Linked DNA regions of Homo sapiens: regions 2 and 3 are each linked to region 1. Evidence: read pairs that join two places in POLR2A ChIA-PET (ENCODE). Cell type or tissue: GM12878. All regions are shown on one strand.

The links. Peaks named below come from ENCODE experiments on the same cell type or tissue, not always from the same donor. Only the 100,000 strongest peaks of a DNase experiment are listed, where the experiment ranks them.
Region 2: POLR2A ChIA-PET joins it to region 1 with 5 read pairs; 6 of 35 experiments call an interaction of 5 or more read pairs at or near these places.
Region 3: POLR2A ChIA-PET joins it to region 1 with 6 read pairs; 6 of 35 experiments call an interaction of 5 or more read pairs at or near these places.

What each region holds. Positions count from the first base shown.
Region 1 is chr17:39,847,556-39,850,055 of GRCh38, forward strand. The region is part of intron 1 of IKZF3 (IKAROS family zinc finger 3); the gene reads right to left. Among named protein-coding and RNA genes, the nearest start is that of IKZF3, 16 kb to the right of the region's middle. In GM12878, no CTCF peak of the experiment used is centred here; no DNase peak of the experiment used is centred here; H3K27ac peaks cover 1,077 bases.
Region 2 is chr17:39,719,586-39,722,085 of GRCh38, forward strand. It overlaps ERBB2 (erb-b2 receptor tyrosine kinase 2), which reads left to right. Exons shown (of 27, transcript NM_004448.4): 16 at 202-249. Among named protein-coding and RNA genes, the nearest start is that of MIR4728, 5.7 kb to the right of the region's middle. In GM12878, no CTCF peak of the experiment used is centred here; no DNase peak of the experiment used is centred here.
Region 3 is chr17:39,937,152-39,939,651 of GRCh38, forward strand. The region is part of intron 2 of LRRC3C (leucine rich repeat containing 3C); the gene reads left to right. Among named protein-coding and RNA genes, the nearest start is that of LRRC3C, 11 kb to the left of the region's middle. RefSeq lists enhancers at 1,176-1,295, 1,306-1,355. In GM12878, a CTCF peak has its summit at 1,233; a DNase peak (open chromatin) is centred at 1,136; H3K27ac peaks cover 761 bases.

The DNA.
Region 1 (2,500 bases):
AGGATAAGTTATAGCTCAGATGTTACCACCCAGTTTCCTGACCATGGTGAGAGCTGTCTTCTGAACCCGTTTTTGTTTGCCTGTGGCTCTCCAAAAACGTGGCATCAAGCACTCAGCCTAATAGTGCAATGAGATTTCTTTTTTTCTCATAACAATTCTGGAAGATAAATAGGGGCAATGGCATTTATTATTTTCCCCATTTTACAGACAAAATCCAAGATACAAATAATGACAAAAAACATAAAGGCCAGTAATCGCCCAAGGGCACAAAGTCAGTGACACATTAAGAAGAGAAGCAGGATTTGTCTCTTGAGTTTTACTGTTGCTTCAGAGAATTTAAATCGTGTTTTAAATGCCTTCCTATACAGATTACAGATTTTAGAAGGCCAGAACTAGAAGAAATTTTAGATCCAATTAATTTCAAACACCCTAACTGACTGTGCATTATTGCTGATTGAGGGGAAAGGAAGATAACAAAAACAAAGACATGCATTAAAGTGAGAGTAATCCCTCCAATCATGAAATACTTCCTTCCCTATTTCCTTGGGCTAAGGTAAATGTTAAGAAACATCAAGACTGCTTGCTTAAAAACACCAGATCAAATACAACCAAGTTACTGTTCCAGTTCTTCCTACCCTCCCCCTTTAAAAAAAAATAAAGCATTCCATTTTTTCTCCTAGATTAAGTGTTTAATGAGGAAACTGTAGACCGTGGGGCACAGGTGAACTGCTGACAACTGTTGTTAAAACAACAAAGTCAGTGTCTAGTGTTATTTTCCTTCAAAGGTCAGTTACCCTTAAGTTGTAGACAAAAACATACATTCCAATTTTACCTTGTATATCACATGCTACCAAATGAACATGCAGAGAGAAAAGGAAAAATGGGCATTTCATGTCATTGCTACTTTAAAAAGATGTTTCTGGTAAAATGATTGAATCTAACATATTGAAATGAAGACTTGTTTTATAACTGTAAAATGCCTAGTTTTATAACTGTAAAATAGCTGGAGCCAAAAATAGAATCATTAATTTGAAGTGGGTAACAGAGCTAAATATGAAAGTTGAAACAATCAAACTTCTAGAGGAAAACAGAATATTCTCATGACCCTGGAGTAGGTAAAGATTTATTTTTCTTTTTTTCTTAGAGACAGGGTCTCACTCTGTTGCACAGGCTGGAATGCAGTGACATGACGTAGCTCACTGCAGCCCGGAACTCCTGGGCTTAAGCAATCTGCCCACCTCAGCTTCCTGAGTAGCTGAGACTACAGGTGTGCATCACTACACTCAGCTAATTTTTAAAAAAATGTTTGGAGAGATGGGGTCTCATTATGTTGCCCAGGCTGGTTTTAAACTCTTGGCCTTGAATGATCCTCCCGCTTTACCCTCCCAAAGTGGTAGGATTACAGGTGGGAGCCAACGTGCCTGGCAAAGAATTCTTTAGCAAGATATAAGCAGCACTTAGTCACAAAAAAGAAGCTGATAAATTAATCTTCATTAAAATTAAGAATTCTATTCATCAAATAGATTAAGAAAAATAAACAAGTTACAGACTGGGATAAAGTATTTGTATTACACATCTGACAAAGTACACATTACTGGCTGGGTGCAGTGGCTCAAGCCTGTAATCCCAGCACTTTGGGAGGCCAAGGCAGACAAACCACCTGAGGTCAGGAGTTTGAGACCAGCCTGGCCAACATGCTAAAACCCTGTCTCTACTAAAACAATACAAAAATTAGCCAGGTGTGATAGCACCTGGAAAAAAAAAAAAAAAGCCCACAAAATCAGTATGAAAAAAGACAACCCAATTAAAAAAAAAAAATCCAGCCAGGCGTGGTGGCTCATGCCTGTAATCCCAGCACTTTGGGAGGCCAAGGCAGGCGGATCACCTGAGGTCAGGAGTTTGAGACCAGCCTGGCCAACATGGTGAAACTCCACCTCTACTAAAAACACAAAAATTAGCCAGGTGGGGCGGTAGTCACCTGTAATCCCAGCTACTCAGGAGGCTGAGGCAGGAGAATCGCTGGGAGGTGGAGGTTGCAGTAAGCCGAGATTGCACCACTGAACTTCAACCTGGGCAACAGAGCGAGACTCCGTCTCAGGAAAAAAAACAAAACAAACAAACAAAAAAACGTGAATGACCAGAAAACCTTAGACGCTTCAGGAAAGAGGATCCAAAATGGCCGATAAACATAAGAAAAGACACTCAATGTAATTACTCATCAGGAAAATGCAAATTAAATTAAAACCACAATGAAATACCACTCACTACACACCCAAAAGAATGGTAAAAATTAAAAAGACTGATAATAGCAAGTGTTAACAAAAAGATGTGGAACAAGTATAACTCTCAGACATTGCTAGTGGGAGGGTAAACTGATCCAACCACTTTGGAAACTCTTTGGCAATATGTATCAAACCTAAACATACACCTATATTAGAACCCAGAAATGGTATTCCTGGGGGTGTGTGTGTGTGTGTGTATATATATAATATATAGTATA
Region 2 (2,500 bases), 130 kb before region 1:
GGCATGCCGGTTCCTTGGCTGGAGAAGGAGTCTCCTTGTGAGGTGGTAGAAGGAGCACTGACGGCCTTGAGCCCAGTTTCTGCCTTTGTCAAATGGGGATAATGACCCAGCCACACCCCTCCCAGGGTTGTTGTGAGGCTGGAAAGGTGGTTCCCAAGAGGGTGGTTCCCAGAATTGTTGATGAGACTGTTTCTCCTGCAGCTGTGTGGACCTGGATGACAAGGGCTGCCCCGCCGAGCAGAGAGCCAGGTTGGCCTGGACCCCAGGATGTACCCTTCATTGCCCTTCACTCCCCCACTGGATGCTGGGTGGTCACTGCTGTAGGGAGGGGACCCCCTGACATATGTCCCTTCCCACCCACTCTTCCACTGTGGAACCTCCTGTCATTTTCCACTTCACCAAGTGACAGAGGACCTGCTCAGATGCTGAGGGGAGGGGACTGCAAGGAAAGATGGCTAGGAAACCCAGTCCCTCCACACCCTAGAGTAACTTGATGCCTTGTGAGGGACACAGGCAAAGTTCAATTCCTTGGAAGTCAAGGGAGACTGAGAAGAGTACAGCTGCAGCACTGAGGGAGTGATGAATTCTTAACTGGGGATGGTGGGAGGCTTCGAGTGGGAGGTGGCATTTGAGCTAGGCTTTGAGAGAGGAGCAGGTATTGCACTTGCATTTAGGTAGAAAGCATTGGGGTGCAAGGTGACACTGGAGGGGGAGGCATCAGGAAATCCAGGATGTCTTCAAAGTTCTGGTGTCGGGGGCTGTTGAGTAAGCACAGGAATAAGGGGGTCAAGTTAGAGTCAGGGTGGGGTCTGACCTGGATGCCATAGGACCTGATCCCCAAGCCACAGGGTGGGACTTGACTGGGCAGTGGGGACCTTTGGAAAGGACTTTGGGGAGAAAAACAGACTGGAGTCTGTCTTAGGCGATCATCGGTCCGTGAAATGAGCATGTGTTACAGGCTTGGTATGTACCAGACCCTGTGCTAAGCAAGGGGGTATGGAGAGGAGAGGGTGACAAGAATATTGGATCAACACCCGGGAGCTCCATCTATCCCAGGATGCACTATCTTTTTTTTATTTTTTTGAGACGGAGTCTCACTCTGCCTGCAGGCTGGAGTGCAGTGGCTCCATCTCGGTTCACTGCAACCTCTGCCTCCTGGGTTCAAGCGCTTCTTGTGCCTCAGCCTCCCAAGTAGCTGGGATTACAGGCACATGCCACCACACCCAGCTAATTTTTGTATTTTTAGTAGAGACGGGGTTTCACCATGTTGGCCAGGATGGTCTCGATCTCTTGACCTCAAGATCCGCCCACCTTGGCCTCCCAAAGTGCTGGGATTACAGACATGAGCCACCGTGCCCAGCCAGATACGCTATCTTTTTATTGAGTGATTGAGACAGGGTCTTGCTCTCTTGTCCAGTCTTGAATGTGGTGGTGTAATCACAGGCTCACTGCAGCCTTGACCTCCTGGGCTCAAGTTACCCTTCTGCAGTAGCTGGGACTATAGGAGCGTGCCACCACGCCTGGGTAATTTAAAAAATTTTTTTTGTATAGACAGGGTCTCACTATGTTGCCCGAGCTGGTCTCAAACTCGTGGGCTCAAGTGATCCTCCAGTTTTGGCCTCCCAAAATGTTGGGATCACAGGAGTGAGCCACCACTCCTGGCGATGAGCCAAGTCTTTTTTTTTTTTTTTTTTTTTTGATATGGAGTCTTGCTCTGTTGCCCAGGCTGGAGTGCAATGACACGATCTTGGCTCACTGCAACCTCTGCCTCCCAGGTTCAAGCAGTTCAAGCAATCCTCCTGTCTCAGCCCCCCAGTAGCTGGGATTACAGGCATGCGCTACCACGTCCGGCTAATTTTTGTATTTTTAGTAGAGATGAGGTTTTGCCATGTTGGCCAGGCTGGTCTTGAACTGCTGACCTCAGGTGATCCACCTGCCTCGGCCTCCCAAAGTGCTGGGATTACAGGTGTGAGCCATCGTGCCTGGCGGAGCCGAGTCTTAAAAGATGACCCTGTGGAGAAATGGTGGTCCAGGCTGAAGGGACAGCCTATGCAAACACTGGGAGGTGTGGAAAATCATGACCTGTGGGTGGAAATTTTGGCTAGAACATCAAAATCATCAGGTGTACATTCCTGTACCCATGCAGCAGTCAGAATCTCTGGGGGTGGGGCCCCAAAATTGTATGCATACAGACTGTGTGCTGATTTGTGATATTACTTAGGATTTTTTGACTTTACAATGGTGGAAAAGCAATAATATACATTCAGTATAAACCGTACTTTGAATACCCATACAGCCATTCTGTTTTTCACTTTTATTTTTATTTATTTATTTATTTATTATTTATTTTGAGATGTCATTTTGCTGTTGTTACCCAGGCTGGAGTGCAATGGCGCAGTCTTGGCTCACCGCAACCTCCACCTCTCAGGTTCAAACGATTCTCCTGCTTCAGCCTCCAGAGTGGCTGGGATTACAGGCAGGCACCACCACACCCGGCTAA
Region 3 (2,500 bases), 90 kb after region 1:
TAGGCCGGGCGCAGTGGCTCACGCCTGTAATCCCAGCACCTTGGGAGGCCAAGGCAGGCAGATAACCTGAGGTCAGAAGTTCAAGCCCAGCTTGGTCAACATGGTGAAACCCCGTATCTACTGAAAATACAAAAATTATCCGGGTGTGGTGACGGGTGCCTGTAATCCCAGCTACTCCGGAGGCTGAGGCAGGAGAATCGCCTGAACCTGGGAGGCAGAGGTTTCAGTGAGCTGAGATCATGCCATTGCACTCCAGCCTGGGCAACAAGAGTGAAACTCCGTCTCAAAAAAATAAATAAATAAAATAATAAAAACTAAATAAAACCTTTTTAATCCATAAGCCACGGAATCAAGTCCCAATGCATCCATGGCGTGCAAGCCACAAGGATCTGCTCCCTTTTTACTTCTTTACCCCTGGCCTTTGCCACCACCCCCTCCATCCACGCAGTGATCTGGAAGCCAAGCCATTTCATGCTCCCTTGCTCTTGCACATTCTGCTTCTCCACCTGATTAACCCAGCCTTGAAAGCCCAGATCAAATGTCACTCCTTGGTGAAGCCTTCCTTGATTATACCCTGGAAAAGCTAGTGTACAGTTAAGGATGCTCTCAGCAGAAATCAACAGAAAACCCAAATAATGATTCTTACCCTAGGTTGCCATTAGAATCACCTGAGGAGCTTTTGAAAATTCCCATCACCTGGCCAGGCACGGTGGCTCACTCCTGTGATCCCAGCACTTTGGGAGGCTGAGGCAAGTGGATCACCTGAGGTCAAGAGTTCGAGACTGGCCTGGCCAACATGGAGAAAACCCGTCTCTACTAAAAATACAAAAATTAGCTGGGCATAGTGGCGTGTGCCTGTAATCCCAGCTTCTTGGGAGGCTGAGGCAGGAGAATCTCTTGAACCCAGGAGGCAGAGGCTACTGTGAGCCGAGATGGTGCCACTGCACTCCAGCCTGGGCGACAGAGTGAGACTCTGTCTCAACAAGAAAAAAAAATCTCCATTACCAGACACATGCCACATGGGTGTACCCAGGCATCAGCAGTTTTCAAAACTGCCTATATACCAGTGTGCAGCCAAGTTGAGAAGCACTGAAGTTAGGGGGTTTTCTTTCTCACGTATTGAGTCTAGAGGTGGCAGTTGCTGGTGTTGGTTGAGTAGCTCAGCGATTTCCAGGCCAACATCTCAGTAATACTCAACCCTCCCTTTATGCTTTGTTGTCTCATGGCCACGAGATGGCCTGAGTTGACCCTTTCATGTTCAAAGTAGGGGCCAGGCACGGTGGCTCACGCATGTAATCCCCAGCACTTTTTGCAGGGGGCCAAGGCAGGAGCCTTAGGAGTTTGAGACCAGCCTAGGCAACAAAGTGAGACCCTCATCTCTACAAAAAAAAAAAAAAAAATTGGCTGGTTGTGGTGGCACATGTCTGTGGTCCCAGCTACATAGAAGGCTGAGGCAGGAAGATTGCTTGAGTTTGGTAGGGGGTCAAGGCTGCAGTGAGCTGTGTTTGCATTCCAGCCCGGGCAACACAGTGAGACCCTCTCTCAAAAAAAAAGGCTGGTGCACTGGCTCACACCTGTAATCCCAGCACTTTCAGAGGCCAAGGAAGGTGGATCACCTGAGGTCAGGCGTTCAAGACCAGCCTGGCCAACATGGCGAAACCTCATCTCTGCTAAAAATACAAAAATTACCTGGGTGTGGTGATGCAGGCCTGTAATCCCAGCTACTCAGGAGGCTGAGGCAGGAGAATCACTTGAATCTGGGAAGTGAAGGTTGTAGTGAAGCGAGATCATGCAATTGCACTCCAGCCTGGGTGCACTCAGAGAGAGACTCCAGACTCTGCACTCCAGAGAGAGACTCCATCTCAAAGAAAAAAAAAAAAAAAAAGGTAGGGAGAGGAGCAGAGCCCAGCCCTATCCTCTCTTACCAGCAAATCAAAGACTGTCCCACAAACCTATTCTGCGGACTTCTGCTTAGATGTCATTGACCAGAATTGGGCCACCCTCAGCTGCAAAGGAGATTGAAGAAGTAGGCAACAGGATTTCTGATGGGCTGAGATCAATCAGGTTGAATCATCAAGGACTGAGTGCATTGCCACTCCCAAAGCCATGTGTGTTAATCTGGTAGTAGGAGGGAAGGGATGATTCTGCCATGTTATTAATACTTATTCTCTCTCTGTGCTTCACAGCTCCCTGTACAAACATCAATTAATGCAGGCAGCACATCAAAGCATTGTGGAGACATGTCTGTGCCTCCCTCCAGACCATCAATTCTCAACTCAGGCTGCTCGTTAGACATACCTGAGGAGCTTTCGAAAGAAACCAGTGCCTAGACCCCATGCACAGAGATTTTAATGTAATTGGTCCAGATGAAGCCCCAGCATAACTAATCTGTAAAAGCTCCCCAAGTGATTTGAATGTGCAGGGTGTTTTGAGAACCCTGCCATAGACCCAGCACCTTAAGAACCCTGTCTATGTCCCCTTCAACTAGCACATAAGGCTC